Regions from separate parts of the Mus musculus genome. Here region 2 is linked to region 1. The links are chromatin loops, found by intact Hi-C in ENCODE. Cell type or tissue: heart. All regions are shown on one strand.

Region 1 (4,000 bases):
TGACACAAGAGACAGTCTCTGAGGACACTTGTGTAGAAAAGATATACATGTTCATCTGATTAAATGAATCACTATTGCTTTAAGTACTTTATATATCATATCTTGGTCTGGGGTGCCCTGGCATAGCCTAACCTGGTCTGGGTTTTGTTTGTTCGTTTGTTTGTTTGGGTCTTTTTTGTTTTGTTTTATTTTGCTTTCTTTTGTTTTGTTTTGGTGGTGGTGGTTTTTAACTTGGTTTTGAGACAAAGCCTCTCCTGTAACCTGGCCTTTCCTAGATATCCTGCGTCAGCTTCCCAGGTGCTAGGGTTACAGTTATAAGCACCATATCTGGTTTGCTAATAATGTCTTTTAATTGAAGTTTTTGCGGTTGTTGGCATAAAACCTAGAGCCAGATAAAAATCTTAATATTCAGTTTCTCTTGACATAAGAAAGACTTTTTTTAATTATTTATTTTATGTATATGAGTACACCATTGTCTTCAGTCATACCAGATGAGGGCATCGGATCCCATTACAGATGATTGTGAGCCACCATGTGGCTACTGGGAATTGAACTCAAGACCTATGGAAGAGCAATCGGTGCTCTTAAACACTGAGCCATCTCTCCAGCCCAGAAAGACCTTTTCTAATGGAAATAGACCCATTATTACCTCCTTTCTTCATCTTCTCCATGTGCCAACGATTTGTCAGAACCCCCCTCCTCTGACTTTTATGTTATATGGAATATAAACCCATGAGCCTTTTATTATAGTCCATCTCCTATCTCTTGGGTCCGTCACACTTGACCCACTTCCCTCAAATTCACCTGCATGGCTGCCAAGTCAGATAGGTTTCAAAATCTGGATTCAATTCTGCTTGAGTAATCAGAACTAGGTTAAAGTTGTGGTATTGTATAAGATTCTGCAACAGTGCATGCCCGATGAGACTAGCCATGTTGTTCATTGCTAAGGCCATTCTGCAGAAAGTGAATTAAGTAACACATTATTTAAATCTTGGTGGGCCTGGCCTCACACACCTGCAATACCAATACTGAGGAGACTGAGGCAAGAGGCCTGCTACACGTTCAAGGGCAGCTCAGCTACATAGTGGATACCAGGACAATCAGGGCTACAGAGCAAAACCTTGTCTCAGAAACAAAATAAAGAATATCATCTATCTCTTTGCACCAGTAATCAAAAAGTCATGTACCCCAGTGCTCAAAAGTAAACTTCAGGGTTGGGCATGGGTAGGCTTTTTTTTTAATCCTTCCTACTCTTTACCCAAGAAGACTGTCAAACTATATATGGCCAAGAAGCAGTCATTTAATGATGAGATGACAGCTCAGTATTCACGAAGGAGGGGATGGATGATCTGGCCTCTTTGGAAAAGCCAGGAAAGAATTCGTATCCTATCTCGACCAATACGTTTTATCGTCCAATGAGAGGAAGTGAAATCACGTGGTGAAATGAAACCCCTCTGTAAATGGTGTTTCCTCAGAAGCAGGAGGTGCCAGTGAGACTGTCAACGGCAGCAAGTTGGGCCTTTTCTGGCACGGTTCGGTTGAATGAGCACCCCTGACAGCTCAGCCTCTGCGCCCATTAGGCACAGTGTGAAAGGCCCCATTCACTTGCCAGCTGGCGTGGCAACCCTTTATCTAAGGATGTAAGCCAGGCAGCACTCGCCTCCCGCCACTGGATACCGGAGTGACGATTAATTATGGATGGAATGCAGTCAAGCCCGGCTGCAATTGTAATCAAATGAGAGCACACTAAGGAAAAATAACATTTTATCCTGTGCAAGGTACCTCACAAATAGATTTGTGACGGACTGCTGCCAGTTAGCTGAAGAGAAACTAAAAATATCGGTCAAATTATTCACACAAGTAGCATAAGTAAGAACTGATCAAATAAAAATACAATTCCTATGATTGTATAACAGATACTTTATTTAATTTATAGTTTGATTCTCCAGAACTACAGGTCCACAGTTTTTGCTTTTTTTGTTTTGTTGTGGGTTTTTTTTTCCAATGAACACTGAGGAATACTCTATCAGCTGGCACTCTAATGAAGAGATCTAGGAATTTTCTACATCCAAAAGCCTTCCTGGTGAAAAGAGATTACAATATTTCATGCTTTACTGCAAGGCTCATATGTTACTTTGATAGCTCGTGAATATTGGAACTGGGAATTGTAAAATATTCAGTCAACAAATAGGAACAGCTTGATAATTATAGCCATGAATAATCAAAGAGAGAGGAAGTAATGTCGGTCTGTGCAGCAAAAATACTAAAGAATATATTTCTTTTAAAGTGCAATTTAAAAACAGGGGAGATGGCTCAGGATTTTAGAGACCTTGCTATTCTTGCAAAGGACCTGAGTTCAGTTCCCAGCACCCACGTGGTGGCTCACAACCATCTGTAACTCCAGTCCAGACACTCTGATGGCTTTTTCTGGCTTCTGGGGGCCCCAGGCACACATGCAATGCATGTGCACATGTGTAGTCAAAACATTCATACACATAAAATGAATGTTTGAAAAAAAGCACAGTTTAAATCCCACTCTTATTAGAGGAAGAGTGTCATTAGGTCAACTCTCTCGGAAAAAAAAAAGCAAACCATTGCTCTGAGGATTCCGACTCAACAAAAAACAAACAAACAAACAAACAAAAACCATAGGCACAGCACACTACAGGGAAACAGGTCTCATGGAGTAGAACCACACACACCTTTGTAAGACCTGCTTACTTTAAATATGGCACTAGTGGGTGATGCTCTTATCATTAATAGCAGAAATGGAATGACTCGTGATTTTTTAAATTCCCTTACAATGTGACTGTTTAAGGAGAAAGTTAACTGGAATCATAACAAAAATGTCTTGTCTCTTGAGCCCCAAATCCCGCATAGTGTCTGCTGGAAGAGTGAAGGTCTTCAGAGCAACAGACTAGGAGCTAATATAGAGAAGGAGGCTGGAAACTGTCTGCTGAATCTTGAATTCCACTTCAGTCTCTCCCCCTTCCTTCACTGCCAAACTATCTGTTCAGTGACGGATGCCTGGAGGGGAGCCAGAGATTCCAGCAAAAGAGAAAGGTTGAAAAGACGCATGGCATAATGCCATGCCAGGCTGAACTACTCCATCATGGCTGTTCACCCACTACCATCCCTCCCCTTCCAACTGCCAACAGTAAAATCCAGACTAGCCAGGTGGTCATAGTAACCGGGAAGCAACATTTAATAATTGTTGAACCAGCAAGATGTCTTTGAGAGAACAACATTGGGTATGAGAACAGGAATTGCACGGATGGCTAGTCGGAAAAAATAAAATAAAACTGTAAAAGCCAACATGCCAGAAGAAAAGGCAAATGCATCTGTGGTTCTTTCCCATTCTGTCTTGGAGAGAGCTAAAGCTTTGTGTGCAGCTTCTAATTAAAACCAAACAATAAATATTGACATAAGGACAATGGTTTCTAGTACTGGGATCTTGGTTGGCTTAATAGTGCCCCGTCTGTCCCACCTATCTTATTACTCAGAACGAGGCAAGTAAACACACTTCCACTTTGATTGTTGTATTCTGCACTGGCTTACTTGGCTTAAAGATCAAATAACAAGGGTTTCATAAAGAGCTCTAAAGGAAAGTGTTTCAAAAGTGGAGGGGGAGACGGGCCACCTAGAAAAGAGAGCATGAGTATCATGGTGTCTGTTAACAGTTGTCTCCAGAATTCCTTCACTTCTACAATGACACCCACCAAAAGGGGGATGTTCATGTGGTAGTAAGTCACCCTTGTTTGCTTCCCTTTGACGTGAAGTCCTTTTTTATGAAAGAATGACACAACATTGGGATTTAACTACTGCCCCAAAAAAAGTTAAAAAATAAAATAGAATTTTCAAGCAACTGATCATGTAAGAGAAACTATACCAGCAAAAATGAAGGTTAATGCTTAAACTCAATCTCTTTATTTCTATCATGGCATACTGTCTTGATTTTTCCAACAATAACAACAACAACAAAAACACCACTCTGTGTCTT
Region 2 (4,000 bases), 60 kb after region 1:
CAGGAACTCAAGCAGGTCAGGAAGCAGGAGCTGATGCAGAGGCCATGGAGGGATATTACTTAATGGCTTGCTCAGCTTGTTTCTTATAGAACGCAGGACCACCAGCTCAGGGATGGCACCACCCACAATGGACTAGGCCCTTGCCCATCAATAATTTATTAAGACAATACTCTCCAGGCTGCATTCAGCCCTGACTTATGGTGGCATTTTCATAGTTGATGCTCCCTCCTCTCTGATGACTTTAGTTTGTGTCAGGTTGACATAAAGGCAGCTAGCACTCCTACTGCAGGGGCTTGTTTTGCTGCAATCCGGCTATTTGATGTACAAACCAATGTTTTTAAAAGCATTTTGATTTATGGTTTTGTTCTGTTACTATAAAAAGTTCATAAAATTGTTACCTCATTGGAACATGGTAATTGGAGCAACCTGAATCTGTATTCCCAAGCAAGGGCCTCTTATATTTGGTTCCAGAATAAAGTGTCTCTTACTCCCTTTGAGTTGACAACTGTTATTTATTTACTTCATCACCTTTTATTTCTGAGATTCTTTGGTCTCCAGACCAAAGTTTGGGGTTAAGAAATGATTTACGCTGCTTAAAGTTTTTGTTGTTGTTTTGTTTTGTTTTTGTTTTTTTTTAATGAATATTTGTATTGATCTGGGCCTGAAAAAGTTTCATCTGAAATAAAAACAAAGCTGTAAGTATATATAAATTTTTAAAAATGTAAATGTTTGGATTTTTTAATGAAAATAAAAGGGGCCTGGAGGTGTAGCTCAGTGGCTACATGTGTGATAATAACTGATTTGGTCAGATTGCTCTAGGCATGCAAACTTGTTGGCTGCTAAGGTCACCTTGAAGGTGAAGTTCCTGTACTTACAGGCCAGAGAGCGGTTGCCCTCTCCTGAGACTCGACATGAACTCCAAACTCCTTTTTCTTTTCACTTCAGCTAGGATGCTTTGAAAACACAAAGTATTCATGACCTTCCTTTATGAAGATGTTATGGCGGCAGGGTAGACAATAGAAAGCAATCAAGATTAGCCTATGAGAGAAGCCAGTTGGCAAAAACTGGGGAGCCATTCCCTGCCGAGCTTCATACAGCCAGTGGTGCGTGCCCAAGAGAAGCCTGAGATTGACAGATGTTTGGGAGCTGGGCGTCGTGAAGGTGACCTATAAACGACTGTTGGCTCATGGCCCAGTGCTCTTAGGGTAAATGTCTTTCCTTCAGCTCATTAGCTTTAAGGCTGGAGAGGTATCTCAGTGGTTATAGTGTGCAGCGCTTGCAGGGGACCTAAGGGGTTCTAACACTAATGGGGGGGGGGCGAATGGCGTCATTGTGACTGCCCATGTCCAGTTCCAGAGGATCTGATACCTTCTTCTGGACTTTGTGGATACCTACACTCAGGTGTGCACATACTAATACTCAGACATAAACATGTACACATAATTTAGCTGTTCTTACTGGATTTACACTTTTGGAAGAGAGAGATCCCATTTCATACAGTTACTAGGGAAGTATCATATTGTCCAATGCCAAGATTCGCTTTGAAGAGGATTTAGAATACTGTACATAACCATTTCAAGCCTTGCAGTGTCCGGAGAAGAGAATTATAAGTCCTAATGACGGTGACTACTCCCAGTTTAGGAAGCTAAAACTCTGGGTGCCAACTCCACCCCAGTCTCCAGTTCAGCTCTCCTTTCAGACACCAACTCTTTCCTTACAGCTGCCTGTGTAGAGCAATGGCCTTTTCCCCTTCAAAACAGACTATGTGCTGTTTTAAAGATATAGCCTCACTAGTGTGGGAGTCTAGCAGCAAGCAGTTGTAAAACTGCTTTATAACGGGACCCTCACTGGGCTCAACACTTTAGATCACAGTAGACAAGCCTCCGTGAGGCAGCTTTGAAATCCCAGGGCTGTGGTCAAAGTCCCGACCTCCTGGAAGGACAAAGTGTTCTGTGTCTGTACTACAAGGGTGTGGCGTTTGTAGCTAGTAAAATAATCTGAACACAAAGACCTCTCGGTCCTGCGGGGCTCACTGCTGGACTGAGTCAGCGGAAAGCGGTGGGAAAGGAAAGTGGCTCTTAGATTTCGGAACCTCTAACGCTGCACCACCCCTCTCAGTTCCGTTCCAGCAGACAGGAAGGGGCTCTCAGCAACTAACACGTACGCACGCTCACACACTCACACTAAACAGAAGATAAGATGAGGAACACGAGCCTCCTCTTCACCTCTGACTAGACTCCTGCTTTATCTCCGAATCCTCCTTTCCAGTAAAACCACCCATCTGTCACAAACAGGGATACGAAGCCTGCTATAAATAATGGTCAACACCAGAGCCTCTGCTCTTAACAGGACTGCAAAAATCCATGGTCCTCTTTAACACAGGCTAGGTTTCTGTATATCACGAAATAATCAGATGTTCAGGTTGCTAATGTCCAACTGAAGGCTAATGTTTTGGAAACAATATATTGCTTTGTTAGACATTTTATGTGTACAAATTAATTGGAGAATTAAAAAGCTACCAGAAATGACAACCACATCCCTAACACATTCTTCCACCACAATTTAAGCTTCTAAAAAGTGTACATTCTACAAACTGTTATTCTAAATACTCTGATTTCTGCAATTAAAAGCCTCAAAGGTATGGATTTTTCACAAACTGTCCACAATATTTATATCTCTTTCATAATTATGTGTGAGAGGTGGGGTTGTTGTCACTTCTGATAGCTTTTTAATTCTCCAATTAATTTGAACACATGAAATGTCTAACAAGGCATTGTTTTGTTTCTAAAACCTTAGCCTTCCGTTGGACATTAGCAACCTAAACATCTGATTATTTCACTTAGATAATTGTTTCCAAAGAATGTGTGGAAACATTTTAACAAGGTAAAAAAAAAAGATTCTATATAAATTTATGCTCTCTCATAAATCCGTGAGGTATGGAATTCAAATCCCAAGGATTCATAGTCAGGGAAATCAATGACCAGGACGAATCAGAAACACTGTATTGATTGCCTTCCTTTAAAATATCAGCAAGCCTAGGGTTACAGGCACACTCCTTTGTTTTCACTGTGTGTCCGATTGTACACAGCACTGTGTCACACAGGACATTTTCACAGCAGAGCAGACTTCTGCTCAGCCCGTTCAACACCATCCCTTCTACCTTCCCTCCCTCCTCTCCCTCCTCCCTCTCCCTCCTCCATCTCCCTCCTCCCTCATCTTCCTGTCCTCATCATTCCCCCCTGGGCAGTTTTGCTTTCAGTTTCATGTTGTATGCACATCCGTGGTTTTATGTAGTATATAAAATCTAGGAATCACAACTGAAAGCGCAATATTGGTCATTCTGAAACTAAACACACATAATTATCTCTAGTTGCATCCATATTTCACAAATATAATTTCATTCATTTTTATGGTTTTAAACATTTCTATCACATCTATGTAGCATATTTTCTTTATCCTTCTTCACTTGGGTTGTTCCCATAATAGCAATGACGACCACTACTGTGGTAAATACTGCTATGCATGCATCTCTGTGACCTGTCATCATGGAGTCCTTAAGTAAACACTAAGGAGTGTTGTAGGTGGCTCAGAGAGTAGATCCAGTTTTAGTTTAGAACGTTTCTTCAATTAATGAATTAATGAATAATGGAAAAACAGTTCAAAAACGTGTGGATAGTTAAAAAAAAAAGCTTTATTATGAGACTCTTTTCGAGAGTCTATGTTCTTAGATGATTTTATGTAATCTTTGGAAATGCTTAAAATATACTTAGCAAGATTAATGTTCCCAGAGTGATTCTGCTTAGTTTGCTTCATTTTTAATAATTTCAAAGCCTTGTTTTTACAACTGTATCACATGACACACTTCCCATTCTAAAGGGCTGCAAAGAAGCCAGGCATGGTAATTCAGGTGTATAATCCCAGTCCTTGGGAGGCAAGGCAGGAGAACAGCCAAGAGTTGTTTTCAGAGTTTCAGGTTAGCTTGAACTAACCTGCAGGACCG

The links. Hi-C counts contacts between places; a loop is a spot of excess contacts. Peaks named below come from ENCODE experiments on the same cell type or tissue, not always from the same donor. Only the 100,000 strongest peaks of a DNase experiment are listed, where the experiment ranks them.
Region 2: it touches region 1 in a loop (6-fold over the local background); 4 of 42 quality-filtered maps call a loop at or near these places.

The regions. Positions count from the first base shown.
Region 1 is chr12:39,955,022-39,959,021 of GRCm38, forward strand. No RefSeq gene overlaps it. Among named protein-coding and RNA genes, the nearest start is that of Gm40399, 6.4 kb to the left of the region's middle. In heart, no CTCF peak of the experiment used is centred here; a DNase peak (open chromatin) is centred at 1,600.
Region 2 is chr12:40,015,072-40,019,071 of GRCm38, forward strand. No RefSeq gene overlaps it. Among named protein-coding and RNA genes, the nearest start is that of Arl4a, 21 kb to the right of the region's middle. In heart, no CTCF peak of the experiment used is centred here; a DNase peak (open chromatin) is centred at 2,050; H3K4me3 peaks cover 1,046 bases; H3K27ac peaks cover 1,260 bases; H3K27me3 peaks cover 119 bases.